Linked DNA regions of Homo sapiens: regions 2, 3, 4 and 5 are each linked to region 1. A link is a loop called in an ENCODE intact Hi-C map of the cell type or tissue named here. Cell type or tissue: B cell. All regions are shown on one strand. Links, peaks and the distances in the headings refer to the core of each region. The heading gives the core; the rest is flanking DNA. Region 1 overlaps EML5 (EMAP like 5). Region 2 holds the start of EML5 (EMAP like 5). Region 3 has its middle 48 kb from the start of TRA-AGC15-1. Region 4 holds the start of LOC124903356 (a long non-coding RNA gene). Region 5 overlaps TTC8 (tetratricopeptide repeat domain 8).

The links. Hi-C counts contacts between places; a loop is a spot of excess contacts. Peaks named below come from ENCODE experiments on the same cell type or tissue, not always from the same donor. Only the 100,000 strongest peaks of a DNase experiment are listed, where the experiment ranks them.
Region 2: it touches region 1 in a loop (21-fold over the local background); 19 of 110 quality-filtered maps call a loop at or near these places.
Region 3: a loop joins it to region 1, with 23 times the contacts of the local background. A loop is called at or near these places in 2 of 110 quality-filtered maps.
Region 4: a loop joins it to region 1, with 4 times the contacts of the local background. A loop is called at or near these places in 31 of 110 quality-filtered maps.
Region 5: it touches region 1 in a loop (36-fold over the local background); 68 of 110 quality-filtered maps call a loop at or near these places.

What each region holds. Positions count from the first base shown.
Region 1 is chr14:88,665,009-88,671,408 of GRCh38, forward strand. It overlaps EML5 (EMAP like 5), which reads right to left. Exons shown (of 44, transcript NM_183387.3): 22 at 329-481. Among named protein-coding and RNA genes, the nearest start is that of ZC3H14, 110 kb to the left of the region's middle. RefSeq lists an enhancer at 3,387-3,566. In B cell, for the core only: a CTCF peak has its summit at 2,644 (motif pointing right); DNase peaks (open chromatin) are centred at 2,653 and 3,623; H3K4me3 peaks cover 925 bases; H3K27ac peaks cover 916 bases.
Region 2 is chr14:88,789,951-88,796,350 of GRCh38, forward strand. It overlaps EML5 (EMAP like 5), which reads right to left and starts at 3,003. Exons shown (of 44, transcript NM_183387.3): 1 at 2,357-3,003. The coding sequence starts at 2,553. RefSeq lists silencers at 2,514-2,593, 2,784-3,143. In B cell, for the core only: a CTCF peak has its summit at 2,850; a DNase peak (open chromatin) is centred at 2,871; H3K4me3 peaks cover 1,997 bases; H3K27ac peaks cover 1,762 bases; H3K27me3 peaks cover 330 bases.
Region 3 is chr14:88,928,284-88,934,683 of GRCh38, forward strand. No RefSeq gene overlaps it. Among named protein-coding and RNA genes, the nearest start is that of TRA-AGC15-1, 48 kb to the right of the region's middle. In B cell, for the core only: no CTCF peak of the experiment used is centred there; no DNase peak of the experiment used is centred there.
Region 4 is chr14:89,011,992-89,018,391 of GRCh38, forward strand. LOC124903356 (a long non-coding RNA gene) reads left to right here and starts at 1,404. Exons shown (of 2, transcript XR_007064297.1): 1 at 1,404-1,568. In B cell, for the core only: no CTCF peak of the experiment used is centred there; no DNase peak of the experiment used is centred there.
Region 5 is chr14:88,866,540-88,871,539 of GRCh38, forward strand. It overlaps TTC8 (tetratricopeptide repeat domain 8), which reads left to right. Exons shown (of 15, transcript NM_144596.4): 11 at 3,520-3,659. Among named protein-coding and RNA genes, the nearest start is that of TTC8, 44 kb to the left of the region's middle. In B cell, for the core only: a CTCF peak has its summit at 2,258 (motif pointing left); a DNase peak (open chromatin) is centred at 2,242.

The DNA.
Region 1 (6,400 bases), core at 589-5,588:
TTAATGGAGTAAAATGAGTGCAATTTCAAAAGCATTAAGAATATAACGAAAACAGTTATCCAACCCCTTTTATATCACAAATGAGGAAACAAAAGCTCAGAGAAGCATCCTGGCTCAAGTCACACAGAAAATTTAGTAACAGAATTGGCGCTAAGACAGATATTTGCACCAATCTAACAACAGGGCTTTTACCTCTTGCTACACTGCCTCTTCTAGTAAAAAAGTTAAGTTCTGAGATAACATAACAGTTAATAAAAATTATACATTGATACATTTATACACTGCCAGACCCAAGTTAATACTCAAATACAATTTCAATGGATCTTACCAGGTGAAAATCGAATATCTGAAATCATATCTTTTCTGTGATGAAAAGACACAAGATCCTCTAGAGTATCCGCATTTGCCATTAAGAAGCTTCCATCGTTGAGACCTACGGCTAAAGCTTTACCATCAGGAGAAAAACAGCAACACCTCCCACCTGAAAGAGAAAGAGCATATTAGGCAATTTTCCCTTTTTTCTAATTTAAAGTATGGGCCAGGTGTGGTGGCTCATGCCTATAATCCAAGCACTCTGGGGAGCTGAGGCAGGAGGACTGCCCGCGGCCAGGAGGTTAAGACCAGCCCGGGCAACATAGCAAGACCCCATCTCTGCCAGTAGGCAGAGTAGGGGAAGGGGCAAGGGGCAAAGGAGAAGGGGCGAGGGGGAAGAGAGAAGAGGGAAGGGAAGACAGGTAAGTAAGTAAATAAATAGACAGGCATGGTGGCACACACCTGTAGTCCCATTTACTTAGGAAGCTGAGGCGGGAGGACTGTTTGAGCCCAGGAGGTTGAGGGTGCAGTGAGCTATGATTGCACCACTGCACTCCAGCCTGGGTTACAGAGTGAGACCTTGCCTCAAAAAAAAAAAAAATATTTGCTAAAAAGGTTGCCTCTTTATTATGGCTTCAAATCAATATTAAAAAGGAGTCGAGATACAGATTAAGTTTTCTATAGAAGTCAATGGTATGGAATTCTAAGCAGGAATGAAACTCACTTCTGAATACAACAAAAGCAAGTATGGATATTTACCTTAAAAGAAATTAAGTTGATGAAAAAGAATGAGAGATTTTAATTAACATAAAAAGCCAATGATATATGTGGAAGTTTTGCAGAGTAGGTTTTACCTTTGTAGCTTCTTTCCAAAAAAACAGAAATTTAAGAAATAAGTCATCTTTATAAAAGTAATTTTTTTTGAGATGGAATTTCTCTCTTGTTGCCCAGGGTGGAGTGCAATGGCATGATCTCAGCTCACTGCAACCTCCGCCTCCTGGGTTCAAGTGATTCTCCTGCCTCAGGCTCCCAAGTAGCTGGGATTACAGGCATGTGCCACCAGGCCTGGCTACTTTTGTATTTTTAGTAGAGATGGGGTTTCACCATGTTGGTCAGGCTGGTCCTGAACTCCTGACCTCAGGTGAACCACCTGCCTCAGACTCTCAAAGTGCTGGGATTACAGGCATGAGCCACAGCACCTGGCCTATGAAACTAAAATATTTTTAAAAATCTAATAGGCCATTATTAAAGGTAGGAAGATACATCTGTATATATACGTTTCAGAACCATATATGAAATGATATTTTTATTATTAATGATAAATTAATATCGTTCATTAATGTCATTAATGATGTTAACATTCGTAAAAATAAGGGTTAGTGCTGCATTGATAAACACAAAAAAGGGCTTACCCTAACAGCAAGGGTTGCAGCAAACATATTCAAAAGCCCTAAGGATTTTGGTATCTTGTATGAAATCTGATGAGGAAAGGACAGGGTATATACAGAATGAAAAGTTATAGCATAAGTTGAGAACAAGTAGTCATTTAATTATCAAGCATACATTGGAAATGAAGAAATCTAAGATGTGATTTCTCAGATTTGAGAGTCAAGAGATGATGATGACCTGGAGCTGGGTGGCAGCAGTGGAGGTGATAAGAGGAAGGATTTGGATATATTTCAAAGATAGAGCTGGCAGAACTTTGACCAACTGGATGTGGGGTGAAAGGCGTCAAGGGCATGGTTTTGCTTGAGTGGTGATGCCATTTACTGAGATGGGATAAACTAGAGGAGGAACCACCAGTGCTTAGTTCTGTACAAATTAAGTTAAAGATGCCTATGAGAAGTTCAAGTGAAGACATGAAGGAGACAATTTAATATATGAATCCTTTTCAGGAGCTGCATATAATGTTTGTTATATGTATATCTTTATTTGTGTATATTAACTATTTGACTTTTCTCTCCTTTTTCTCCTTCATATTTTATACAAGTTTGTTGGAGGTTAACTTTACAATTTTGTGTTAAAAGAATATTCCTTGTGTTAAAAGAATATAAGACCGTGACTAAATTTGAGAATAGCGTAGGTCTTCTCTCTTTAGGGGTGAGAACTACTTCACTTGTACCAAGGGTAGCTGCATCTCTTTGGGTAGAAACATAAGGTTAGTTCTGTGATTGTACTGAAGTTCAAATGTGTGTATAAAGGTTCATGTGGATCCTGACTAGCCAGAGGGGAAGACTGTGCTGGTTATTAATTTATTGCCTCTCAGTTCCAAATCTGCCACTTTGGGCCTCACAGACTTTTTTGCTAGCTTGCCAGTAGAGGGAGCTGGAGAGACACTACAAGGCCAAAACAGAAGTGACTCCCTTCCTCCAGTGTGCTGTTTTACTAACAGAGCCCGGGCACTGGCATGAAGGGGGCCTGATGGCATTCACCAGAGTGGCAGCCCCAACTGCCTCTTTCAGCAAGTTTCTCCACCATCACTGTAATGGCTCTAACAATTTAGCTGCAATTTGCGGACTTCAGGAAGATTCTCTGGCAGGAGTCCTCACAGTTCAATGATTTTGCCCTAGGTTAAGCTCTTCAAGCAGTGGTTCTGACCATTCAGCTCTGGCCTGCTGCCTCTGGCAAGCTTCTCCTTCACCAAGTGACTACTCTCACTGTTCCACTGAGGGCTGCACCCTCTGGCAAGCTTTTTCGCCACAAGCTCACTGAATGTTCTGGTGGCAGCCACACCATTTCCAAACAGGTCTGAATCACCTTTAACTTGTTCACTCTCCCTTAGTACTAGGGTTGCTGCTTTCTATGGTGGCTACCTCTAAGGCTTTTTCAGTAGGTAATCACTTTTTGCTAGTTAGCAATTCTTTTTATTAAATTCCCACTGTTCAAATAAGCCTTGTAGTCTCATCTTCTGACTGGACAGTGACCGACTGAATCTAAAGTGTGAGTGTACATATGAAAAGAAAAGTCCGGGGAGAAGCGCTGGAGCAGTCCTAAATGCAGAGTGCAGGAAGAAGAGATAGCACTAGCAAAGGAAACAGAAAAAGGGAGTCAGTGAAGTAGAGAGAAGAAACAGACACGCACGGGTTCCAGAGACAAGTGAATAAAGTATTTCAGAAAAAAAAAAGGGAATGATAAATTGTGTCACAAACTGCTGTGAGGTGAATACACTGAGAACCAGGAAGTGATCAACAGATTGGCAGCAGGTTAAATGGACAAGTAGGGAAAAAAGCCTAATTGGAGTGGGTTATGGAGCTACTGTCATGTGAACACACAGAGAAGGGCGCCTCAACTATTTTGAGGAGTTCTGCTACAAAAGAGGGAAGAGAAACAGAATAGTAGTGAGGTCAATTATCACAGTTCCCTGTTTTACTCAATGCTTATTCTGCTGGTTGGGTGCAGGCATAAAGCAGGTAGAAAGTTGAGTTTAAGGGAAGATTAATATAGTAAGTATCCTTTAAAATTCATAGCTGAGATCATTGAAAAATTAGAAACATTTTCTAGTTATCAAAATTAAAAGGGGAGCAGAAACCCAGAGCAAAAAAGCCACATTTGGAAGGGGAGGGGCCAAGAAAGCCAACTAGAAACAGCTGTGGTCAGAGGCTCCCACCAAGAAGACCGAAAACGGCAAGTGAATCCTGCACCAGCAACTGAGGTATCCAGGTTCTCTCATTGGGACTGACAAGGTGGTTGGCATGACCCATGGAGAGTGAGGAAAAGCAGGGTGGAGTGACAGCCCACCTGGGAGCTGCACAGGACAAGGGGAGCTCCTACTCCCAGCCAAGAGAGGCAGTGAGTGATTGTGCTATCCTGCCCGGGAAACCACACTTTTTCCATGGATCTGTGCAACTGGTGGATCAGGAGATCCCCTCCGTGAGCCCATGCCACCAGTTCCTTGAGTCCCAAGCATAGAGCTGCACAGATTCTCAGTGGCCACTTAGCTACAGACTGCCGAAGACTACCAAGTTCCTGGGGGAAGGGACGGCTGTCATCACTTTGGCTGTCTGCTGCCTCAGATGACTGAGCTCCCTGGGCGAGGGGCAGCAGACATCACTGCAGCTCCAGTCTGCCATTTCTCCTCTGATGGTGCCTGGGAAAATAGACAGTTTAGACCCAGGAGGAATTCACCACAGTGCAGCACAGAGGCTGTGGCAGATGGTGGCCAGACTGCCTCTTTAGGTCGGACCCTGACCATAACCCCTCACTGTGCGGGGCCTCCCTGCAGGAATTTCAGCAACTCCAGCCAGAGGTTTGTGGACAGAACTCTGATCTCCCAGGGACTGAGCTCCTAGAGGGGAGGGGCATCCGTGGTCTCCATGGATCAGCAGACTTAGTCTTTCCCTCTACCAGCTCTGAGGAATCTGGGCAGTCAGGACAAGTGGGATTTCCCCCAGTGTAATGCACCCCCTCTGCCAAGGGGTAGTCAGAGTGCTTCATTAAGTGGGTCCTGGATCCTGTACCTCCTGACTGGGTGAGACCACCCCAACAGGGGTTGCTAGACACCTTATACAGGGGCGTTTCCACTGGTATCAGTTCAGTGACCCTCTGGGACAGAGATCCCAGGGAAAGGAGCAGGCAGCTACCTTTACTGTTTTGCAGCCTCCACTGGTGATACCTCGAGGTGTGGGAGGGACCCAGGCAAAGAAGGTCTGGAGTGGACCTCCAGCAAACCTCAGCTGGAAGAGGAAGAGGGGTCTGACTGTTAAAAGAAAAACAGGCCAGGCATAGTGGCTCATGCCTGTAATCCCAGCACTTTTGGGAGGCCGAGGCAGGTGGATCATGTGGTCAGGGGTTCAAGACCAGCCTGACCAAGATGGTGAAACCCCATCTCTACTAAAAAAAAAACAAAAAAAATTAGCTGGGTGTGGTAGCAGGTGCCTGTAATCCCAGCTACTTGGGAGGCTGAGGCAGAGAATTGCTTGAACCCAGGAAGTGGAGGTTGCAGTGGGCCAAGATCATGCCACTGCACTCCAGCCTGGGTGATAGAGCAGGACTCCATCTCAAAAAAAAAAAAAAAAAGGAGAAAAAAGAAAAACAAACACCAACAACAAAAGCATCAACAAAAAAAGTCCCTGCAAAAACCCCATCCAAAGTTCAGCAGCCTCAAAGACTGAAGCTAGATAAACTCACAAAGATGAGACAGAATCAAAGAAAAAAAATGCTGCAAACTCAAAAAGCCAGAGTGCCTCTTCTCCTCCAAATTAACACAACACCTCTCCAGCAAGGGCACAGAACTGGGCAAAGGCTGAGATGGATGAATTGACAGAAGTAGGCTTCAGAAGGTGGGTAATAATGAATTTTGCTGAGCTAAAGGAACAAGTTCTAACCCAATGCAAAGAAGCTAAGAGCCATGATAAAACATTACAGGAGCTGTTAACCAGAATAACCAGTTTAGAGAAGAACACAAATGACCTGAAGGAGCTGAAAAACACAACCAAGAATGTTACAATGCAACCACAAGTATCAATAACTGAATAGACCAAGCACAGGGAAGAATTTCAGAGCTTGAAGACTATCTTGCTGAAATAAGATACACTACAAGATTAGAGAAAAAAAAAAAGGATGAAAAGGAATGAGCAAAACCTCTGAGAACTATGGGATTATGTAGAAAGACTGAACCTATGACTGACTGGGGTACCTGAACAGAACAAAGTTGTAAAACGTACTTCAGGATATCATCCAGGAGAACTTCCCCAACCTAACAAGACAGGCCAAAATTCAAATTCAGGCAATCCAGAGAACCCCAGTAAGATACTCCATGAGAAGATCAACCCCATGATACATAATCATCAGATTCTCCAAGGTCAAAATGAAGGAAAAAAATGTTAAGGGCAGTCAGAGATAAAGTCAGGTCACCTACAAAGGGGAGCCCATCAGACTAACAGCAGACCTCTCAGCAGAAGCCCTACAAGTCAGGAGACACTAGGGGCCAATATTCAACATTCTTAAAGAATTTCCAACTCAGAATTTCATATCCAGCCAAACTAAGCCTCATAAGTGAAGGAGAAATAAACTCCTTTTTAGACAAGCAAATGCTGAGGGAATTGGTCACCACCAGGCCTGCCTTGCAAGAGCTCCCGAAGGAAGCACT
Region 2 (6,400 bases), core at 780-5,779, 130 kb after region 1:
AGCTAAGGTTACAGCAACATTGGTTTTCACTATGCATCACATTTGTGAATATTACATCTTCTGCTGTGGCATAATTTAAAAATTACTAGAGTTGTTTCTATACTCACAAGTCAAACACTGAACTGAAAAAATATTGAGGTTTTAATATTAGCTCAATATATTTCACAAACATGAATGATCTGTCATTACTATTTGAAATAAAATGTCCAGAGCCCTTTCACTGATTCCTAAATTATATTCTCAGTATCATATTAAATTTGTGCCACCAATTTCAAGATGCTGTATGATTCAGATTTTACTCCCTCATTGAAACTTTTCAGGAAACTTATTTTCATTGTTATACATTAAAGATGTGTCATTTGGATAAAATCATAAGCATGTATATTCAACGATGAGAAATTCGAGTATGTTTGTTGTTTTGTATAAGTTGTGCAACTATACCAAAAGAAAGTCAAAGCATTACCTTCCTTACAGTTTACTGAAACACAATTATGAAATTTAAGCGGTGTGACATATAACACAGCTTCTAATTACTGCTAGAAGAACAAGATGTAATTTACCTCACCAAATAAATCATATCTAGTTTCAGAAGACCTTAGTGCTATACTGCTCTCATAACCCCCAAGGAGTAAAAACAATACAAGTGTACCACGAGAAGACCTCAAAATCCTTCACATTTACTCCACCAGCTGAATTCAACCTAACAGACTAAATTATCTGGAGCAGGGCTTCAGTTAAGGCTGCTCCAGCTAGGTAAAGCTACTATGCCTGGTACTTTGGGAGACCTAGCATATGGAAAAGAAGGGAGACTTGAAAGGATTAGGGAAAAAGACAAGACACTGGGGTAAACTCTACTCTTGGGATAACTAAGAAGATAAATAATTACTACGGGTTTACTTTAGTTTTGTTTTTCCATCAGCAATTTGGGCTATTATAATAGGTCTGTAACCCTAATCACCACGATACAGAGTCCCAGCTTGAGAAAAATGAAATGACTTATCAGTTACCTTTTCAAAGTAATACATTAAATACAATCTGAAAAAGCACTCTGGTGTCCAAAAAACAAAAACAAACAAAAAAAACCAACTGAATACAGAGCACCACCTCATTCCTTACTCTGCAATCTCAATTTTGTCTTTTCTTATCTTTACTCCATCTTGCCCTACCTCTGTTTGTCCTAGGCATCCTTTCCCTCTTACATATTATAGATGTACAGAGACGCAAAACAGAAGAACAACTTTATTTGTGGAATTTACATACCAGGGCTTCTTGCCTACAAGACTTCAAACCAAGGTACCGTATTTGAAATGCCCAATTTAAATCCTGTGCAACATACATGAGGGAATAACATTTTGTAACCAAACCCAAATCGTAGAATCTTTGATAAAACCCCAAGAGCACCACACAAACACATTCTCAATTGCTTTTAATATATTTTCCTCTGTAAAGGACAAAAAATGCTGTGCTTGAGGCAATAATCAGTGGCCTAGAATGATTTCTGAAGCTCTTGACTTTACCATAAAAGTTGTACTAAGACACTGATTGAAAATTACATTTCAAATATACCGCTCACTAAAGAAATGTCAACAAGCTCTGGGACCAACTTTGAGTTATTGTCCAAGGAAGACTAAAAATAGCCCCCCAATAGCGATTTAATTTTAAGAAAATACAAAAGTAGCTTATTTAGGAGTATTTTAATGAAGATGAAGAGAACTGGAAATCAGTGAAGTTTTCAGCAGCCTCTTCAGATAAGACCTACCTTAAATTGCCTTCAGGTGTGCACATTTTAACATCCAGTGAATTGCCTGGAGGTTGCCTGGGGTTTCTGCTGATTATAGCAGGCGGTGAAACCTGAACTAATAATTACGGCCAGGAGGTGAGAGCCCTTCAGGACGCCACCCTGGGCGCGCTCCCCGGGAGCAGCCCACCGCTTGCTGTGCTTCCATCAGTCCTTTATTAGGTAAAGGGTTTCCCCCCACCCCGGGTGCTTTAAGAATGCGTTTAATAAGAAATTTCTCACAGGATCTAACGGAATAAAGTGCCACCAAAATAACCTTTTCGCAGTTTTCGTAATTGTGATGGAGTGGGAAAGGGGACAAAGCCGTCAAACCGGGTGCCCGGTGGATCCGCGGACCTGATCTTCCTGCACGGACCCGAGAGAGAGTCCCTAGACGAGGAAGAGGGGAAAGGCATTTGTAGGGTGTTAACTGGTGGACTCGGGACCAGAGAGACAGCTGCGGATTCCCCTCGGGGTGATGCTCCGTGCAGGAGCGGTCACGGCGTCCAGAGGAACCCGCGGGTGCAAACTCCGGGAGCGGCTTGCAGGGTGACGGCGGCGGCCCCCGCTCCCCGGTACCTGATGATGTCGTCGCTGTGGCCCCGGTAGAACTTCTGCCTGTGCTCCCGCGGGCTGTACACCACGCCGACCCCCGCCACGAAGTATACGATCTCCTTGGCCGCAGTGTAGTAGAGGTTGTTGCGGCACTGGTGGCCCCGGTAGCCGTACACCCACTCGAGCCGCAGGTGGCAGCTCGGGGCGCTCCGGGCCGCCATGTCGGGGCGCCCACCCGCCGCTCCCGCTCGGGCCCGCGGCGGCGACGGGAGGCGGCGGCGGCCCGGCAACGAAAGCCCTCCCGCTGGCTGCCGGGACTTCCCGCCAGCCGCGTCCTCTAAGCCGCGCCCGTCAGGTGCATCTCGTTTCGGGGGCCGCCGCCGCCTCAGCCCACAGGCGGGAGGAAAACCCTCGCCTCGCGGAACATGCTGAGGGCCGCGAGCGCCGCCGGCTGTCAAGTGGATGCCCAGAGCCCTTCGCCCGCCTCGGCTCGCCTAGTCTCCTCAGCCCGTAGCGCCTGGGCCGAGAGCGAGGGCCCGCCTCCAGCTCCTCAGCCGCCGCCCGCGCACGCAGCTCCCAGCCCCGGTCACCTGCGGCGCTCGCGCCCCGCCGCGGCTTTGTAGCCACAGCCTGGCGGACCCGCGCCGCGCACCCCGAAACCGAGCGAGCCGAGCCGAGCCGAGCCGAGCGGCGGGCGCGCGGCCTTGCGTGGCCCCGCCCCCTCCCGCGCTCACTCCGCCCCTCCCGGAGCCGAGAAGAGGCTGGAGTTCGCGGGGCCACGGTCTAGTTGCGGAGTCGCTGGGACCGCGTCTCTGCAAGTGCGCGGGCCGGTGAGCCCTCCCTCGTTGAGCTGCTTAAGCCCAGGCGGACCCTCGGCGACCCCGGGCTCCCGCTGCTTTGCGTCCTCAACCGGGAAGCACCTGCCGGTTCCGCACGGTCCCTGCACCCAGCGTAGGCCACGTTTTTGCCTGGGAAAATCCACACCGGGATGCTAAATTCTCTTTTTTACGCTTGATACCTTGTGTGTCTTGCTGCCTTATAGTGCTTTCGGACCCAGACATTGGAATGATGCCGAGCTTCCTAAATGTGCTTTTAAATTATTATTTTTAGAAACAGAGCCTCGCTCTGTCGCCCAGGCTGGAGTGGAGTGGCGCAGTCTCAGCTCACTGTAGCCTCCAACTCCTGGGCTCCAGCGATCCTCCCGCCTCAGTCTCCGGAGTAGTAAGGAGTACAGTTGCGTACCACTATGCCCGGCAAATGTTTTGCTTTGTTTTTAAGTTTATTTTGTAGAGGCGGGGGTCTTGCTGTGTTGCCCAGGCTGGTCTCCACCTCCTGACCTTCAGCAGTTCTTCTGCCTCAGGCCTCCCAAAGCGCTGGGATTACAGGCCCAATCCACTGCTCCTGGTCCTAAGTGTATGTTTTCTTAAGTGACCGCAAAGCTGAAGGTAGACTTTAGATGGTAAACTGACATGTGAGATCTGATTTCCGAATAGCAAAAAAAAAAAAAATTGTACTTCGATTTTTTTAAAAATGACTGGGACATCACCAACAGTTACTCTTAATTAAATAAATTCAATTGTGATCCTGTAGAAAACTCCTGTAATAAAAGTATTGGGAACAATCAATTCCTGACTATGTCATTTCCCCTCCTACTCAGTTGTGTCCTCTTCTCACAGGAATATGAACAAGATTTATCAATACCTCTAAAAATAATTGGAAATCCACAATTTAAAAAGTGTTAAGTTCAGGATGGCCACAAGATTTACAACAAAAAAATACTAATTCAGGATATACCAATATGAACCCTTATTGTCTAAAAATTACTGTTTGATTTCCATAGGAAATACCAAGACAGAAATCTGACAAAAGCTAAAATAAACTACCATCGTTTCAAGAAATATGACTCCAAAAGGGGTTGACTCCTGTGTGGTACAGATATATTGGAATAGATGTTATCCAATGTCTACTTCCTCAAAGATGCCAGTTACTAACTTGAGACAGGATTACCGTTTCGTCTTTGATTATGACTTCTAATCTGCAAGCAGTTTACATGCAGGAAATAAAGGCCATCTGAAAGGAATTTACATAGATGTCATGAAAAGTAAACTCTGAAAGAGTTTCCATTCTGGGCAGAATCTGAAAAAGAGGAATAGCTTTCTGGCAGCTGCTGCAAATAAACAAAGAAATCAGGCCTGAGAAGTGGCTCTAAGGCCCATGTAGGGTACCCTGGGCAAAAGCACACACAGTTTCTCTTTGTCACCAGGAGGGCGTTTTCTGTTTTTTAATAAGAATATGTTCTAATTCACTAGTGAGTTCCTTGAAATCCCCTGGTGAGAAAAAGAAAAATTGTTGATTATTTAAATTCAAGCAGTGAACTTAGAAAACATTAAATATTTGTTGCTATACATTTGTGATATATTAATTACTGGTTACATGTAAATTTTATGAGACGAGATGGAAGAATATAGTTTTTTCTATGTTTCGGATTTTTCAGCACAATATCTTATGGATCCCATGATACACACTTAAGTACTCAGATTAATAAGAGATTTAAGTAATTTATTTTCCCATTATCATATTTTCCATTACGATTTTAATGACCCAAGTGTAGAGTGCGAAGCAAAAACATTCTTAATTAAACCATCCTCAACTGGCGACTCAAGACCAAAAGAGACAGCCGAGGCACAAAGGTGGCTAGAAAATGAACCATTCATGAATACTAGAGGAAGAAAAAAACAAACCTGATCAGTTCTTACCCTCACAACTTTATATAATCCAGTATTACCAATGTCACATCAGAAAGCTTAATGAAGCTTCTATTGCTAGGTGATATTCCATCATCTGTATCCTGTGAAAGTAATGCAAATAAGGATGTGGGAGAAAGAAACAAAAAATTATACACATCAACAAATGGACATTTGTTAAGCATTCCAGACGAAGGCTGCAATACCCCCTGTATTCGTCCGTTCTCATGCTGCTAATAAAGACATACCTGAGACTGGGTAATTTATAAAGAAAAGAGGTTTAATTGACTCACAGTTCCGCATTGCTAAGGAGGCCTCACAATCATGGTGGAAGGCAAAGAGGAGCAAAGTCGCACATGGCAGCAGACAAGAAGAATTTGCGCAGGGGAGCTCCATTTATAAAACCATCAGATCTCATGAGACTTATTCACTACCACTAGAACAGTATGGGGGAAACCACCCCCACGATTCAATTATCCCCACCTGGCACCACCCTTGACATGTGGGGATTATTACAATTCAAGGTGATATTTGGGTGGGATACAGCCAAACCATATCACCCCCTTTGGTAATCTAGTTCCTGAAACTTGAGTTCCTAGTATGGAATTTGAGATATTTGAAATATTTCTAAAATTCAGGCAAATAAATCATGTGCTGGCTACTGATTAGGTACCCTTAGGTTTATAAAGAAATCTAAGGCAAAATGTAGAAAACATAAAAACCAAAATTCCCCAGCCTGGCCAATATGGCAAAACCCCATCTCTACTAAAAATACAAAAAAAAGTAGCCGGGTGTGGTGGTGCAGGCCACCATCTCAGAAAAAAAAAAAAAAAATTCATGCAATTACTTCTAGCTAGCATGGTGGCTCTCACCTCTAATCCCGGCACTTTGGGAGGCCAAGGTGGGTGGTCAGGAGTTTGAGACCAGCCTGGCCAACATGGTGAAACTCCATGTCTAGTAAAAACACAAAAATTTGCCAGGCATGGTGGCGGGCGCCTGTAATCCCAGCTACTCGGGAGGCTGAGACAGGAGAATCGCTTGAATCCGGGAAGTGGAGGTTGCAGTGAGCTGAGATCGCACCACCGCACTCCAGCCTGGGAAACAAAGAGTGAAACTCTGTCTCAAAAAAAAAAAAAGTATATATATATTATATATATATTATATGTTATATATATTATATATATTATATATATATTATATGTTATATATATTATATATATTATATATATATTATATGTTATATATATTATATATATATTATATGTTATATATATTATATATATATTATATGTTATATATATTATATATATATTATATGTTATAT
Region 3 (6,400 bases), core at 642-5,641, 260 kb after region 1:
TGGACACCTTCGCAAGATGTCTGTGAACCAATGTCTGAGTGTAAGACTTCACCCAGTGTATTAGTCTGTTCTCATGCTGCTAAAAAAAGACATACCTGAGACTGCATAATTTATAAAGAAAAAGAGGTTTAAAAGACTCACAGTAACAGTTCCACATGGCTGGGGAGGCCTCACAATCATGGTGGAAGACAAAGGAAGAGCAAAGGGACGTCTTACATGGTGGCAGACAAGAGAGCTTGTGTGCAAGGGAGCTGCCCTTTATAAACCATCGGATCTTGTGAGAATTATTCACTATCATGAGAACAGCACAGGGAAGACTTGCCACCATAATTCAATGACCTTTCAATGGGTCCCTCCCATGACATGCAGGGATTATGGGAGCTACAATTCAAGATGAGATTTGGGTGGGGACACGGCCAAACCATATCATCCAGCTTTCTGGGAAGGGAAGAATGCAAGCATGGAGGACTCAGGAGGGCAGGAAGATACCCAAGTTGGTGGTGGGCCTGAAGGCCAATTTCACTGACTTTACTGTTCTGTCAGTCACTTGCTGGCTAAGGCACATTTCTGGATCCATCCATTCATTGAGTCCTTGATAGATGCAAGACCTCGGTGTCGGTGTCCTTAGGGATATAATGGATTTGTAATCTCCAATAGCCCTTATATATTATCCATTTTAATTCATAAATCTTTTCCCAACCTATCCTCCAAAGTCACTATTATTATTCCCAATTATCCATGAAGAAAGTTATGTGCAGAAAGCTTTTGTGAATTGCCCAGGGTCACGCAATTTGTGAGTGACAGTCCTGGGATGAGGACCCATGTCTTCAATGAATCTCAGTAGAATAGCAGGAAAAACAAAGGGGACTCATTCAGCAGGTGCTTATTTGTTTGTTTTCAATATTGTAGTAAAATATATATAACATAAAATTTACCATATTAAACTTTTTTTTTTTTTGAGACAGAGCTTGCTCTGTCACCCAGGCTGGAGTGCAGTGGCACAATCTTGGCTCACTGCAACCTCTGCCTCCTGAGTTCAAGTGATTCTCCTGCCTCAGCCTCCTGAGTAGCTGGGACTGCAAGTGCCCACCACCACAACTGGGTAACTTTTGTATTTTTAGTAGAGACGGGGTTTCACGATATTGGCCAGGCTGGTCTCAAACTCCTGACCTTGTGATTTGCCCTCCTTGGCCTCCCAAAGTGCTGGGATTACAGGCGTGAGCCACCACACCCGGCACTTAACCATTTTTAAGTGTGGAGTTTAGTAGTGTTGAGTACATTTACACTGTTATACAACCAACCTCCAGAATTCTTTTCATCTTGCAGAACTGAAACTCTATATGCATTAAACAAGAACTCACCCATTCTCCCCTTCCCTAAGTCCCTGGCAATCATCCTTCTACTTTCTGTCTTTATGATTTCAACTATTCTAGGTACCTTATAGAAGTGGAATTATAAAGTACAGTATTTGTATTTTTGTGACTGGTTTATTTCACTTAGTATATTATCCCCCAGGTTCATCCATATTGTAGTGTATACCAGAATTGTCTTTCTTTTTAAGGCTGAATAATATTCCACTGTATGGATATACCACATTTTGTTTATTCATTCATCTGTCAATGGTCACTTGGGTTCCTTTACCTTTTGGCTACTGTGAATAATGATGCTATGAACATGGGTGTGCAAATGTCTCTTCAAGACCCTGCTTTCTACTCTTTTGGTCAACAAGTGCTTTTAAGATTAGATAATAATGTCAAAATTACTAAGCCTATGATGAAAAAAACCTCAAAGAAAGTGTTGTGAAAGCTCAGACTAGTCTAATCGGTATGTGATTGAGCCTTTAGGGCTCAGACCATGAGGCCCACAGGGAAATGGTCAGAGCGGGTGCCTTCCTTCTTCTTTGCTGGTTGCCCATCCTCCAGCAGCGCAATCTCATCCTTGGACTTTCTCCTCCTTGTGGCAGAACTGGGCAGTGTTTCTACCCCCCAGCTCACCCTTTTCTGTGAGCAACTTGTCCATCTGAAGATGGGGCTCTGGACTCCAAGAGCTGCCCTGGGCTTCTTGACTCAGCCTGGTACCAAGGACCAATTCTTAATTATCTGTTTTCAGTCCCAACTTGCTGACCCATCAAGTCCAGCCTGACCCCCAGCCGCAGCACACAGTCGAGGTCACAGCAAGTGACATTCCTTCCGTAAAACACCACAGAGCTCGGGCTCCACATTAGCTGTGCCAAAGGGCCACTATCCAAGTGAACAACATTACAGTAGGAAAGAATTGTGGAGAAGACTTGAAATTGCAAGAGGGAGAGAAAGAAAATAATGACTTCACCTAGCCCCATAGTATGTGTAGTGGGCAAATTTTAAGACTCCCGTTAGATACACTGTGCCCCAAACACAAGCTGGTATGAGCCAAAGTCATGCTTCCCACTCCTGCGTTGATTTGGTAGGGAAGAGCATGTCTTTTTCATTATCACAGATGTAATGGAGAAGCTCAGATTGTCAAGGAGCAGGCTGGCCACAGTAAGGATGGAGAGGGAGGAATGTGGATGGCTCAGGTAAATCCAGAGAGAACTCCAAGCACACACTCCGCTGAGAACCAGACATGTCTTTGTGACTCTATGAATGTCTTCTGCTCATCTGTGTGGGATGCATCAGGGCAGCCTAGCTTGGACGTAGACTCATAGAGCACTGGGATCATAACTATTTGCCTTAGTTAATCTTGGGCAGATTGATTTTCTCATCTTATCTCATGACAAGATCCATCTTTGTAGGATCTCAGCATGGCAAATTGTCTCCAAAAGGATATGGTCTATAGAGCGTGTTCCTTTTGGTTCAGAAGTCCCAAGCAATCACTTTTAGTGGATGTATTGATCAAGGCCTGGTCTTTGATGTTCAAAGGCTGCAGAACTTAGGCCGGTGTTCCACATTTCCTTTCCTTCCAGCTTTTTTAATGCCTCTGAAGTGGACCATCAAGACTTCTCTACAGGCAAAGGAAAGTTTCCAACAATGCCAAGGAACCAGGGAAGGGGCATTGTCTAGTTACAGATCAAAGGAGTGGGGCGGTCTAAGGCTTCATCCCTCATGAGAGCAGCTGGGCACTGGGCCCTCCGCCCATCTCTTCATCTCTTGAAATGGTCATTTCTGCCGTGGAAATACAGTTCTTTGGAAGCAGCCGATGAAATAATGAGCTGGGGAAACATTGTTCCAAATGCCATCTGTGCCATAGGAATGGGACCATGACCCCCTTCTGTGAAATTGCTGGGGTTGTTTCCCAGCCCCCCGTGTCTGTGGCTCTCATTAGTGTTCTAATGGAACACTCAGAGATGGCTGGCAGTCGGGTCCAGAATGTGTGTTATCGACATCTCTTCTCAAGCCAAACAAAAGTCACACTCAGGTCAAAGGGAGACGGGGCTGCTGCAGAAAGAGAGATATAAATAAAAAGCCAAAATAGATACTTTGAGAAAGGGCACTTTATTTTTAGGAAAGAAAAGGAATTAGGAGAAGATAATGGTTGCCCTGGCAATGAGAGAGCACTGCATATATTCTATAGGCCCAGCTTTAAATGTAATGCGGGAAACAAAACGGATTCCCTGGTGACTTTCTGAGAAAATACAGATGGAAATAAAAAGCCTGCTCAGAAACAATATCTCACATTAAGTCCAACTGCCATTTCACTACTGTTTTATAGGCTTCCCACTCCACGGCCCTGTATTAATTTAAAAACCCATTTTCATGTCTGGCACAAAATCCACTTTAAATGAGAGTCTCCATTTCATTTTTTTCCACTGTTCCTAACTGTGCTTTAAAAATTGAACTGGGAGGCCAGTCACGGTGGCTCACAACTGTAATCCTAGCACTTTGGGAGGCCAAGGCGGGCAGATCACGAGGACAGGAGATCGAGACCATCCTGGCTAACACAGTGAAACCCTGTCTCTACTAAAAATACAAAAAAAAAAAAAAAAAAAAAAAATTAGCCAGGCATGGTAGTGCACGCCTGTAGTCTCAGCTACTCGGGAGGCTGAGGCAGGAGAATTGCTTGAACTTGGGAGGCGGAGCTTGCAGTGAGCCGAGATGGTGTCACTGCACTCCGGCCTGGGTGACAGAGCAAGACTCCATCTCAAAAAAATTGAACCAGGAGCAGCAGACCTAGAAGCATGGCTTGGAATACTGTAATTCTCAGCTGAAAGAGGGTGATAGTGTCGGCAGCTTCTCTAAGCCCTTGATTTTACCCAGGAGGACCAGACAAATTGGTTGCTGACATTTAAACATCTGGAGAATGCACACAAAAATTCACATTTCTGTTTTTTCTTGAAAATGTAGAAAACCTGACCATCTTGGACCTTCCTTTCCACGTGGCAAAAATCAGCCCCAGTCCCCTCAAGTCCCCATAATATTCTTTTCTGTCCAATGCCCATCGTATTATTGCCTAGTCTCTATGGGCATTGGGGTTTGACAGGCTCATCTAGTTCCAGCTGAGGTCCTCTTTCTTGGCCAGTGCTTCTCAAACTTTATTCCATATCAGAGTTACCTGGAAGGCTTCTTAACACATAGATTGCTGGATCCCACCCTCAGAGTGTCTGCTTCTGTAAGTTGTTGGCAGGGACAGGGCTAGGGATTTGCATTTCTAGCAGTTCCAGGTGATTCTCATGCTCCTGGTCTAGGGACCACACTCAGAACCACTGCCCTGGATTCATGGTAACTCTGCTTCTGTCAGTAAAGAGCTCTTGATGATTTTCCTCAAAGAAATTTATATCAAGTTTAATGAAGTGGCAAAAAATTTTTATCCATTGCAATGCATCAGAGGAAGAGAGCCATATTTTTGGGGAAAAGGGAGCATGATGCTCTAGCTGGAAAGATGACAGCAAGACTGCCTTGCTGAGACAGGCAAGAAAGGAGAAAGGAAAGGAGGGAAGAGAGAGACAGCAGGGAAAGGAGGTCTTAGTGTGAAGTCAGTGGGAGGAGGGGTCCTTGCCTGTGACCCCCATTTTTGTGACCCTGAAAATGCATGGTGTGAGTGGAATGTGTATGTGTGTCAATGGTGACAAAGTCTTGGACTGAAGTGGTGAAACATGAGCCTTCATACATGTCTGTGGGAGCCAGAGAGGAAGGTCACCATGGCAACCAAACCCATGAGATCTGTACATGCCTCGGTGAAGGCTTTGGACTTTCTCAAGCCATGAAATTGAGAGATTTGAGCCAGGTCCCCTCCATCTCAGAAGAGCAGGGAGGCCCCAGCTGAATTCTGGGTTCCATAAGAAAGATTTCATCTGAATAAAGTACATAATTCATTTTGCCCATTCTAATCATCAAAGTGGTGTATAGCAAAGAATCTGAGATTCTCCTCAATGGGAGATAACACCCTGGACTGTCTCAATTCCAGGCAAAAGCAACAGCACTTGATGTTTTTGATAATCTATGCAGGCTTAGAGACGAAAAACTCTTTGTTAGTCTTTTCTTGAAATACCAGTGATAGCTCTCGGATGTCCATTATTTCCTTTAGAGGTCTTTGGAGATCTGGAGATGGCTGGGAATGCCTCCCGGGCTGGTGTCCGGCCACGCACAGGCAGGTTGGGGGTGGTCTTGAGGGCCATGTTGCAGGCCTGGTCCAGAGATATTCACAGGGAGATTTAAATTTTCTGTTTCCAACATGCCTTATTATTATTCAGTATATACAATTACATAATGAAAGCATTATGTAGAAGGTAACATGTTATTTGGCTCTCTTTCCTTTATTGAGCACCTATCATGTGCCCAACATGTTATGTGCACTTTTTAGTTTAATATTCACCACTGTTCTGAAAAGTCAGAATTTTATCCCCATTTTACAGAAAGAAAAATATGCTTCAAGAGTTTAATAACTTTCCAAATGTTATTCAGCCAGTGAGTGGTGGTGCCAGGATTTGAGCCCAGACCTGTCCAACTCTAAAGTCCCTGTTGTTTTCTTCTGACCACCCCACCGCTTGCTGCTTCTCAAATGAAAGAGATTGCCTTTATTGTCTATCCCTATAGCTTTCGAGTATGACAAGCAATATTCTGGCTCTCTTACATTTGTTCAATGTTTAAAACCTATCCCTTTAGCTCCAAGAAAAGCATAAAAGAAGAATTTGTACTGCATTCCTTTGCATGATAATATTGCATTCCTGAGCATCAACTCTACAGGAGCCTTCTCTGTGATGGAAGTACAGTGTTTGAAGATGGCTGCACGTTCCCAGCCCTCTATGATTTTTCAGTGAGCAGTTTCAGCTGGATATAGAATTGCAAGTAAGAAAGTTCCAGTTGGCTTCCCAGAAAATTTAATCTCTCAATTTTCCTTAGTTGTTTGGCATGCCAGGATGAGATTCAAATGAGATTCTATAAAAATGACGAGTTTTTCCTGCTTCCTTCTGTCATTAGCCCCTCTC
Region 4 (6,400 bases), core at 806-5,805, 350 kb after region 1:
TGCTTAAAGGGAATCAACTGAATGATACTTATTCTTTAGTCCTCTTTTATTTTCTCCTGCAGCTGGCCTAGAACTCAAATATGACGACTAGCAGTTATTTGGGGTCGTGAGTTGACCTTGAGGGTGAAGATCACATGCCGAGAAAGACAGAAGGAAAATTAAGAGCTTGGGTCCCTGATAATCCCATGGAAACACACCCTATCTATCAGCCTTGGATTGCTCACCTCTAGACTTCTTTTGTGTGAATGAGAAACAACCTCCTATCTTGTTGGTTCTCCTCTTTTATGGAACAGATCCTAATCTTAGCTGACAGCCTAATCCTAATTACCCAAGGTTACTAGTACACAGTAGAGCCGATACCCAAAGCCGTTTCCCTTCCTCCTCCAATATGCCGGCATTTCTGTAGATCGAATGACCTGAGGTTCAGAGGTGAAGAAATCATTCTGTGAAGACAAGACTGCCTGAAATAAAAAGCTGCTATGGGAGATAACACGGGAAGGACAGAGTGGGAACAGATTGCAGAGACTGAGACGTTGAGGAGGTGATACTTTATCCTGCAGGTAAAAAGCCGTAGAATACCAGGATGAAAGGAATGTGTGGTAAAGATTAACCTGTACACATACTACACTAAGTGGTTAGATTAAGGCAAACTAAATTTGCCCAGTGGGAGAAGAGAGAACAAATATAGTAATGAGCTTACACATTAACTGTTGCAGCCACATAGATTAAATCACAACAAACCATCCTCGAATCAACTCAGGGAATCCTCAGAAAAGCAAATGAGAGCAAAACACACTTATTTACGCAAATGTGGAGAGAAGGAGGATTTTTTTTTTTCCAAATTTGGCAAAATACTCCTTTTTTCAAGCCCGTCACCATCCCTGCCACATGGGATGCCCTAGGACACATTCATTATACCACAGGTTTCCGGCTGACTCTGCAGGTCTCAGAAGTCTAGATTGCCTTCAGAAACCCGCCCGTATGGGCTGGCTATCTGAAAGTTCGATTTTTTTTTTCTATTATCACTTTTTTTTCTCAAGGGCTTCAAAACCCATCTTTTAGTAGCTGATCAGGTTCCTACAACTTTTCTGTAAAGTTCAGGGGGAGGTGGGGAATTGATCTGAAATATTTTCAATTTTCTTGTGTGTGGAGGATGTCTGTTTCCTTGGTCGGCTGGCGCCCTCTGTCCTTGGGGAAATGCACTTCCCCTATTTCACGTGGTGCTGGTGGGACTGCCAATCACAGCGCCTTCTTCAGCCTCCTGGTCACATGAATGGGACCTGGCCAATCACAAAACTCCATTCTCCGACCTCCAATGATTGAGAAGACCGCAGGACCAAAGCAGGACCAATCAGAGCCTTCCATGGATGCTAGGCTAATAGGAACCCTGAGAAGGAGGTTATGTTCTTTCTCCAGGATGGTGGATTATTAGGGTCATGGAGCCTGACGCTGCCAGAACTTTTTTTCCCACCTCATGGAAAGAAGAACTTCCTGGAAGGAAGGCAGGACTGAGAGTTGGAATGAAAATGACAGAGCCCTGTCCACACCGTTAAAGTACTCAAATCCAGGTAGGACTGCAAGCAGTTCAACTCTTGGACTTTTAAGTTATATGAACTGAAAAAGAAATTAATTAGATTTCTGTCACTTGCAGCTGCAACAGTTCTGATGAATAATACAAAGTCCAGACAAAACAGGGTATCAAGGCACATCTGTCCAAGCAACTCAACAGGTCTTTATCTCAACATTTTCAAAAGGGAATGTCAGGTCAACCCAGGGTTCTGGAAATATTTGGGGAAAGGTAAATAATATACATAGAAAGTGGCTTGGGTTTTCTGGCTCCGTCATTCTTGCTAGCTACCTAGGATCAGAGTGATTGCAAAAATCAGATTCTGGCCCATGTGGGGTGCAAACTAGGTCTCTGGCATCATGTAACTGAGCTAATTTTGAAGCATAGGCTTTCCTCAATTCTTAAAATAAAAAGCCCCCCACATTGTGTCAATCATGTAGCCAATTAAGAGACCTAGAAATGACAAACCACCGCATTGTCAAGGTAGATTAAAGACACAGAAGACGTTTCTGATGGTTGGGATAATTAGACTGTCATCGTGCTGCATGGCCCGATCTGCTTGCCAGAGAGGGGGATGTGGAGGAGCCCAGGATTATTTTAACAGGTGGTTTAGGGAGCTAACTCCCCTGAACGCTCACCTGCTTGGCCCAGAGCAGGGATTGAAATACCAAAACCAGGAGACTGGGAGCGAGGTGTGTTTCTGTGCATGCCTATGTGTTTTTATTCCTGATGTATAAATACAGCCAAGGTGTACTGTAATCAAGCAGCCCCCATCTGTTTGCAAAATACAGCCACCTTCCACAGTTCATCTGCCCCAAGGGCTTTATTTGAGATGGAGTTTATTTGCCCAGCAATTTACTTCCTTTCCTTTCCTCTGGGAGCCCTCACGACCCCATTTAAACCTTTGAATGCACGTATCAAATTTCAGATTTGATTCCTCCCAACTCACACCTCTTCCCAGCCAGTCCACATAAATCCTCACGAACGGTGATTACCTTCCTTGCCCCAGAGACCTAGAGAACTCCAGTTGAACAAGATTATTCAGCTCCCAAAGACTAAATAGAGGAACTATCCCTAATTTACAGACAGTTAGTACCTCTCGTCCACATCCTCCTTGGGGGGAAGTGGGTCTGTATTGCTTTGCTGCAGGAAGTCACAAATCTAGTGCTAAAAAAAATCCATATTTATATACACATGAGGGCCCCAAAGGCAAAAATCTATAAGAGGTACTAGACTGCCAGAAACACAGCGGGATGAAGAAAGTGTTATTTGTTGTTATCTTCTCAAGGAGATCTGTGTGTGTTGCAGGAATAGTTTAATACACTGCTTGCAATCCATGGTAGCTTAAGCCACTTTCCCAAGAGTATGGGTCCAAAAAGCAGAAAGGCTTTTATCTTGCTGGGTGTTGGACACAGGGCCGGGGCCTCAAGGGAATTGCTTTAGATGATTGAGGCAGTTTGGGTGGGGACTGCAGACAACAGTCTTCCTCCCACCTATCCTTTTGTGTTTGTACCTATTGCTGCCATAACAAATTATCACAAACTTGGTGGCTTAAAACAACAGAAATGTATCCTTTTAAAGCTCTAGAGGCCAGAAATCCAAAACATTCCTACTGGGCTAAGATCAAGGTGTGAGTTTTGCAGAGCTGTGCTCCCTCTGGAGGTCCTAGGGGAGAATCTTTTTCTATATCTTTCCAACTTCTTGAGCAGCATTCCTTGGCTCATGGCCCCTTTTACCACCTTCAAAGCCAGCAATGTGACATCTTCTCTCTCCGATTCCTTCCTTTTGCCCTCATCACATGGCTTTTTCCTCTTCTGTCAGTAGTCACATCTCCCTCTGTCTGCCTCTTATGTGGACACTAGTGATTACATTGGGCCTACTCAAATAATTTCCCCATCTCAAAATTCCCAATTTATTCACATCTGCAAAAACCCTTAGTTTATGTAATGTAACATTGAGAGGTTCCAGAGTTTAGGATCTGGTATCTTTGGAGGTCACTATTCAGCGAATGATGCTTCCTGTTAGGGGTTGAAGAGTTATTTCCCACTTATTGATTAGGGGAAGCAGTCACTCTCAGTCTGGTGGTAGGAGTTCAAATTGATGCCGGACAACTTGGCAGTCTCTATCAAGAGTAAAATATATTTTCTCTTGCATTCAGCAGTTTCTTCTAGGAATTCATCGATTCAGCTTCTAAGAATTCATCATGGAGATGTTTTTGAAAATGGATGTGTAAGGATTTTTTTTCTAGGGTTGTTATAACAGCCCAATTTTCTAAACAAACTGCATGGCCCCAGCTATGAGGGCTGGTTGGACAAATTAAGGAACATCCATATCATAAAATGCTGTGCAATTATAGAAGAGAATGAGATAGATCTGTGTAAGTTAATGTGGAAGCCTTTAAGATAAGGGAATAAAATAAGGTCATAGACAGTATGCAGAGTAATTCTCATGTGTGTAAACAAGAGGAGTGTGTGTGTGTGTGTGTGTGTGTGTGTGTGTGTGTGTGTATTTGTATAGACCTACAATATTCCTGGAGACAGAGGACAAGTTGTTCCCTCTGTGGAGGGTGACTAGGAAGATGGAGGTATGGAATACAAGTGGTTTTAAGTTTTTACAGTGGGTATTTATTACTTTTAAAAGCAGTTAATGAAAAAAGAGAGCAAACATTGGTTTGAAAGAGCTCGTTTTCAAGAAGCGACTTTTATTAGCCTTTCCAAGGCACCCATAATTTCTGGTCTTATCTCCCCAACTCCTCAACCCTCATCACCAAGACTGAGGTCTTTCCGGCTGGGCGCAGTGGCTCACACCTGTAATCCCAGCACTCTGGGAGGCCAAGGCAGGTAGATCACGAGGTCAGAAGATCGAGACCATCCTGGCTAACATGGTGAAACCCCCGTCTCTACTAAAAATACAAAAAAAAACAGCTGGGCGTAGTGGCGGGCGCCTGTAGTCCCAGCTACTTGGGAGGCTAAGGCAGGAGAATGGCATGAACCCAGGAGGTGGAGCTTGCAGTAAGCCAAGATCGTGGTACTGCACTCCAGTCTGGGCAACAGAGTGAGACTCCATCTGAAATAAATAAAAAAAAAACACAAACAAAGAACAGACTGAGGTCTTTCCTACAATCCCACAAGATCACAGTACCTTTCTCCTTGGAGGCTCCCACAGGTATCCTTTGAAGCCAGATTGATTTCTGCAGGTTACAAATGGGAATTTGCAGGGGACATTTACAGTGGGGGGAAAATATTAATAATTTTCTCCGATCATAAACCAAGACTGGGAGAGGGGTAGCAGGAAAAGAATCTCGGCCTAGAGTTGAATACTTTGGAGTTCAAATTCTGGCCATGTGACCTTGAGCAAGTCACCAAACCATTCTGAACCTCAGTTTCCTCATCCACAAGATAGGAATAATGATATGAACTCAGGACTGTGGTGAAAATCAAAATTAAAAGTGAGACTATAGGAGATTGTGTTTTGGAAGCTTTAGACACTCCCCAAGTGGATGCCCTCTCTGGGGATTGCCCTGACCCCATGCTCAGACTGTGTTGGTAGGGAGAAGACCTAGATCTGAGGAATGTAGGGTTAATAGTACAGGAGCTTCGGAACTTGTGGCTGCTTTGTTACATAGAGGAAGGCACAAGGTCTGTGTGCCTGAGATTCTAGTCTATAAAACAGAATTCATAAAACACAAAGTTAATAGATAAGGCAGTGTAGGGTTTAGTTGGCCTTGTAGTACATTAAGAACCTCTTGAAATTAAAAAAAAAATGTTAAAGGCTATGAGATACCCACGGTCTCTTGACTATTGATGCTGAACCAACAGTACTGCTCCAACTCAAAACCAACGTTCTTGGCTCAAACCACTGCATGTCCAGAGCCAGAGGGTAAATAAATACACAAGACAATTGCAAGGGGATCATGAGGTGACCAAGGCTGGCTGTGAATTGGAGCCAAGTAAGTGAATTGGAAGTAGAGCACAGCCACATGAGGCAAACAAACTCTGCTCCAGGTGTGTGGATGGGCTCAGAGCTTCTCATGCCCGCTCTGACTGGACTTGCTGGCTGGGCTCCGGCCATGTGAGCAGAAGCCTGGGATGCTTCAGCCTCATTGCACAATACATTGTACTCATCCTGAACCAAATACCGAAGCAGGAAGAGGTGTCTGTCCAGACTGCAAAGGAGGACAACTTTTCTTAGAAGCCCCCCAGGTCCATTGTGCCATGTCAAAACTCTCCACGTAGCCTTAAAAAGATCAATGCTGTTCAGTTTCCTTAGACTACATTTGAAGTGAAGAATTCCCTTTCCTGGAGTTGTTATAGTGGAGTGCCAGCCCCGTACCTGAGTCCTGGCCTTGACATTTACTAAGTGGGTAACCTTGGGCAAGTTGTTAAACTCTCTGAGACTTCATTTCTTCATTTACAAAATGGGTATCATACCAAATTTCCTAATTTCTAAGATGACATTTTGCAACATTTCGGAAACCATGCTGGGTCTTATGATTAAGGTGTATATTTAATTTGCCATTGCTTCTTTTATTCTTAGACTCTTGCAGGATCACTGATATTTTTAACAGCTGTATTAGCATTTCTTTATTAGCAGCTTTATTCACACACCATGCAATTCACCAATTTAAATTTTACAGTTCAGTGATTTTCAGTATATTCACAGAGTTGTACATTCATTACCACAATCAATTTTAGAACATCTTCCCCAAAAGAAAACCTCTACTGTTTAGTTATTGTATAACCCAAGTCTTTCTGTCTTTATAGTCAGGCCTTTTCTGGACATTTGCTACAAATGAAATCATATGATATGTGGTCCTTTGTGTCTGGCTTCCTT
Region 5 (5,000 bases), core at 1-5,000, 200 kb after region 1:
CTCTGTGAAAGTAAAATCACCACAGAGATGAGACAACAACCAAGTTCCAGCTGCATTGACTATACCGCCCCCCTTTTGTACTTAGGGCTTGGTGACACCTATTTGGAAGAACTTAATTAACCATCTATACTTTTCCTCTGAAGAGAATGTTTATAAACACTGAGCCTTCCTGTGTTGTTGAACTATGGTCAACATCAACACGGGCTCTTTTCATCTGGAATAGAACACAGTCAGTGCCCAGGGATTCTTGAGCCACACCTCAGCCTCCAGCTCTCCTGTGTCCAGGAGGGCAGTGTTCCACCCAAGACTCCCATACACACAATCGTGGAGGGACAAAAGATAGGATAGGATAGAAGAACAGACAAAAAATATGAATTGGCAGTTCACTGAAAGAGAAATATAAATAATATCTGATGTGTTAAATGCCTAACCTCTGTCATAATTAAAGATATAAAAAACTAAAACAACAGTGATAAGCCATTTTTCACTCAATCAGATCAGCAAAGATGAAGAAGTTCTATGTTATCTAGGGTTGCCAAGGGTGTAGAGAAACAAGCTCCATGTATGAACATTTGGAAGTTGTTTGCAATTATTGATGATATTTTAAAATGTGCATGCTCTTTGACCTGGCCATATTACTTCTAGGAATTTTCCTTAAGGATATTTTCATACAAGTGCACAAAGATCTGTACAAAGATGTTTTTATAGCATGTTTTTTGGTTAAAAAAAGGAAACATATGCTTGAACAAAAAGGGACTGGTTTAATAAATTATGGTCTCTGTATTGATGGAACACTATGCAGAAGTATTATTTAAAAATATGAAGTAAAGCTTTTGGTTTTGATATGGAAAGAGTCAAGACACTGAGAGTGAAAAAATAAACTGTATATTAGAATGTATAGAATGATTCTGTTTATGGTTAAAATATGCACACCCATATGTATGCTTATGTATGAACAAAATTTCCTGAACAATACTCAAGAAGCTATTAACAGAGCCTCTGCCTACTACAATTTGGGGATGGGGCATTTACTTTTAATTTTGTACCGTTTTGTAAGGTTTACATTTATTTAGTATAAGCACATATTTTATAAGTTTATAAAACTTAATTGAAAACCTACATACGAGGTTGTCAGTACAATAGGTGTTTCAGTCTAAAATTCCTCGAGATTACATAAATTAATTTCTGTGTCCATTAATTAAGTATACAAGTATTCAAAAGTAATTTTATAGAACCCAAAGTCTTGAACCAACTGGCTTATTGAGGCTTGAGCCTTCTTTGCATTGGGCGTTGCCACCTTTGGAAGCTGTAACACTGAAGCCTAGCACTGTGGGATGCTGTTGGCTTTGAAAAAGAATTTCAAATATAAAGCACATGAAGAAATATATATAAAACATAGATTTGGGTCAACTGGTGAATGTTTTGTTAGGGTTTTATGGGACTGATAAGTTACATCCCTGTTCTCCATGTTGAGAACCAACTGAGAGAGAGATACAAGATTTCGACAAATAGAGGTCAGACCATTAGCTTGATTACAGATAAAAGCAGAAGTGGAGCTTTTGGCTTTAGACCTATGCTCAAAAGGACTTAACAACCTTCTCGCTCTGGGTTAAACAGACTAATCTACCCTGTCACAAACATAGTTGTACCAACCTACAGACTTTCTCCACTCAGAAGAGCTTATTATTTTTCATAAAAATGTTATGTATGTGAACATGTAATAGGTTTATTTTGTGTTATTTAGAATGAATTAATAAGTAAATGTTTAAAGATAGCTCAGTTGCAATTTCTAATATTAATCTATATAACTTACATAAACAAAACTTCTTCTCAGCAATTTTTAACAGTTTAAAAGGAATCTTAGACCAAAACGTTTGAGAACCTCTGTTCTAATGGAAACATGGGAAGCTAAGAACATTTTTTAGAGTTGTTTAATTCTTGTTTATTAATTTTTCAGTTTCTAGAACACTAAATTTTGTGCTAAGAAATGGCACATATGATCTTGCTTTAAAGGAATTTACCATATTTCATGGACTCTAAAAACACATTTTTTTTCACATTTTAACATCTCTGAACTTGAGATACATCTTAAAATGGATAGCATCTTTTTATGGCCAAGTGGCAGTTGCCATGTAGTTGTCATAGTCTGTTTATATGGAAACTTGGGTAATTACTCTTGGGAGCATGGTGAACCTGGTAATTATTACTGGTTGTAGCCTGAAAGCTTTTGTTGACACCTGCTGGTAAGATCAAGAAAATCAAGAAAACACAGGTATCAGCATAGCAGAATGACTGTCCATAGGTTGGAAGAAAATCTTGGAGACAATAGTGGAGCACTTTTAAGAAATATTAAAAGTGGATTTTAAATGTTCTTACCACAAAGTATGCAAAAGAGTGATCTGTGATGCAATCTGTGTATGAGTATGTCTAAATATCAGTGAGGATCAAATAAAAATTCTGTTTAAAAAAAGCACTGCATGGTGCTTCTTAACAATCAGTAGAGTCTCTTATATTTGATATGATTAAAATTTAATGAAAAGTATGAGTCCTTCTCTAATGAGAACAAGTTCACATAATAAACACCATGTAAGTTGAGAGGTAGAAGACAGCTATGTGAAGTGAAGGCATTAGGGAAATCTTCATGAAGGATGTGGAGCCTGAACAGGGCCTTGAAGGTGGACTTGAGAAATATAACATTCATTGATAACATTAGATGCATACATTTATGATTATCAGTATTTTAGAAAGAATATATAATAACTGTAGAAGGTTTATTTAGTTTTTCATTTTGTATGTATTTCTAAGCTTGGTCTTGGTTGCTGTCTTTTCTTTCCTGGACTTTTGATCTTCCTGCTACCACTCTTTCCTATTTTGGTATGTCTAGCATGCAGCAGTCAAGTTATTCTTTCAAAATGCAAATATGATTGTTATTCCTCTCCTAATGGATTTCTCTCAACTAGAAAAAAAAAAATCTGAAGTTCTCACCGTGGCTTACAAAGGCCCTGGCTGCCTCTCATCTCCTTTTGTGCCACTTTCCCTCTTCCCAGCCTCATTTACCTTCGTGTGGTTCTTCATATGTGACAAGCACGTTCCCCTCTCAGGCTCATACATTTGCTCTTCCCTCTGCCCAGAGTGAGCTTCCCCCAGATATGCTCAGGGCTTGATCCTTCACTTCACTCAGGTCTTTTCAAATAGCACCTCCTCCAAAGTGGCCCCTTCCGCCACCCCTTCTGAAGCACACTCTCCCTGCTCTCTCTCTCCTTCTCTGTTTCTCTTCACAGCACTTAACCTTCTCTTATATTACATATTTGTTTGCCTTTCATACCAGATGTCACCTCCCTGAGGACAGTGACTTTCTCTTTTTGTTCATATTGTATCCCCAGGGTCTAGAATGGAGTCTGGCACATGGTAGCCTCTCAATAAATACTTATTGAATGAATGGACTTAAATCAGTCAGAAAAAAATAATTTTTTGTCCAATATTAATAAAATATTGCTCTTCTCTCTTGATGGAGAATAGGAAATGAACAATATGTCATCAGCAGCAGAATATTACAAAGAAGTTTTGAAACAAGACAATACTCATGTGGAAGCCATCGCATGCATTGGAAGCAACCACTTCTATTCTGATCAGCCAGAAATAGCTCTCCGGTTTTACAGGTGCACTTCACATCCAATTCTTAGAACCACTTTCCTGTGAAATATTGATAAAATAATAAGAAAGATGGAATGAAAGTATAGAGAAATAAGGTATAGGCCATGTCTTTATGAAACTCAAATGTCAACACTGAGATATATAATGAGCATTGAAGTGACATCCAATAATTTGGAAACATGCAGATGTCTGGCATCTTGCAGAAACACACTGGACAACTGACTGAGTTTTAAACCTCATTGTCATTGTATGTGTTAGCCATTTTGTCATCAACCAATAAGTTGAATAGTTACTTAAAACTTATCATCATCATTGCCTCCGTTAATACCATTAAACATAAAGACACTGAAATTGAAAGGTGAAAAGATTTGCAAAGAGCATTTGGCCTCATGTTCTGAACCTTGATGAGGACCTGAAACAGAATCACCTGTTTTGTGCAGCATTGTTGGTTCTTGTCCCAATATTTTTTCAGTCTAAATAAATTATATTCACTGATTCTCTTTTAAGTACTTATTTCATCCTACATATGACTTCTGAAATTAATTTTTAAATTATGATTTCCTCCTTAGCCCTTGGGTAATATAGAAAGAGATGACTGGCAGCTGACAAGGGTTCTTTCCAAATATGTGTTGGAGGCATAAAATGTAATAATAAGAACACTATTCTGTGCACCTGCAGCTGACTCTACTCCCCAACCCCCAAAGTGGGTCATGGGTTTCTCACGGCAGCTGGGCTGGATTTTCATTTGCTCATATGAACTCGCTTGTCCTTTGTCCCATGGGATTAATTATGCATAGAAGCAAATGGGGCTCTTGAGCTGCAGTGTGAGAGCTAAGTGGATAATGTAAGGATCCGCTGATGGTCTTGTCTTCCTCAGTGGAAGCTCATTGGAGTTCAGTAGACACAGCTGAAGCACAAAGTACAGCGAGCCAAAAACGGGATCCAGTCAGCTGAAAACGTAGAGGTTAATGCTAAACGCAGTCCTCAAATTAGATTAGGTTTTAGGAATTTACCCTATGGGCAGCAAAGCTTTATAAAGCTGAAGTGTGTGGGCGTTACTTTTTGTGACTATTTCTTATTTTGGTTCTCTAACAAAGCATTTGGGGAGAAAACTTAGATCAGTTGTTTGTCTTTGTCTCTAGACACATTCCCCATGACTAGTACCATTATGAAAGAGAGGTGTTTGTATTTGCTTTAAACATTTTTTCATTTACTATAACACGTATTTATATTCTTAAGGAGTATCAAAAATCACAAGATGAATTCATTTTTAACTGTGTAAAATATATATATATATGTCTTAAAACTTACAAAGTTGGTCTGACACCAAAATTTGTGTGTTCTTT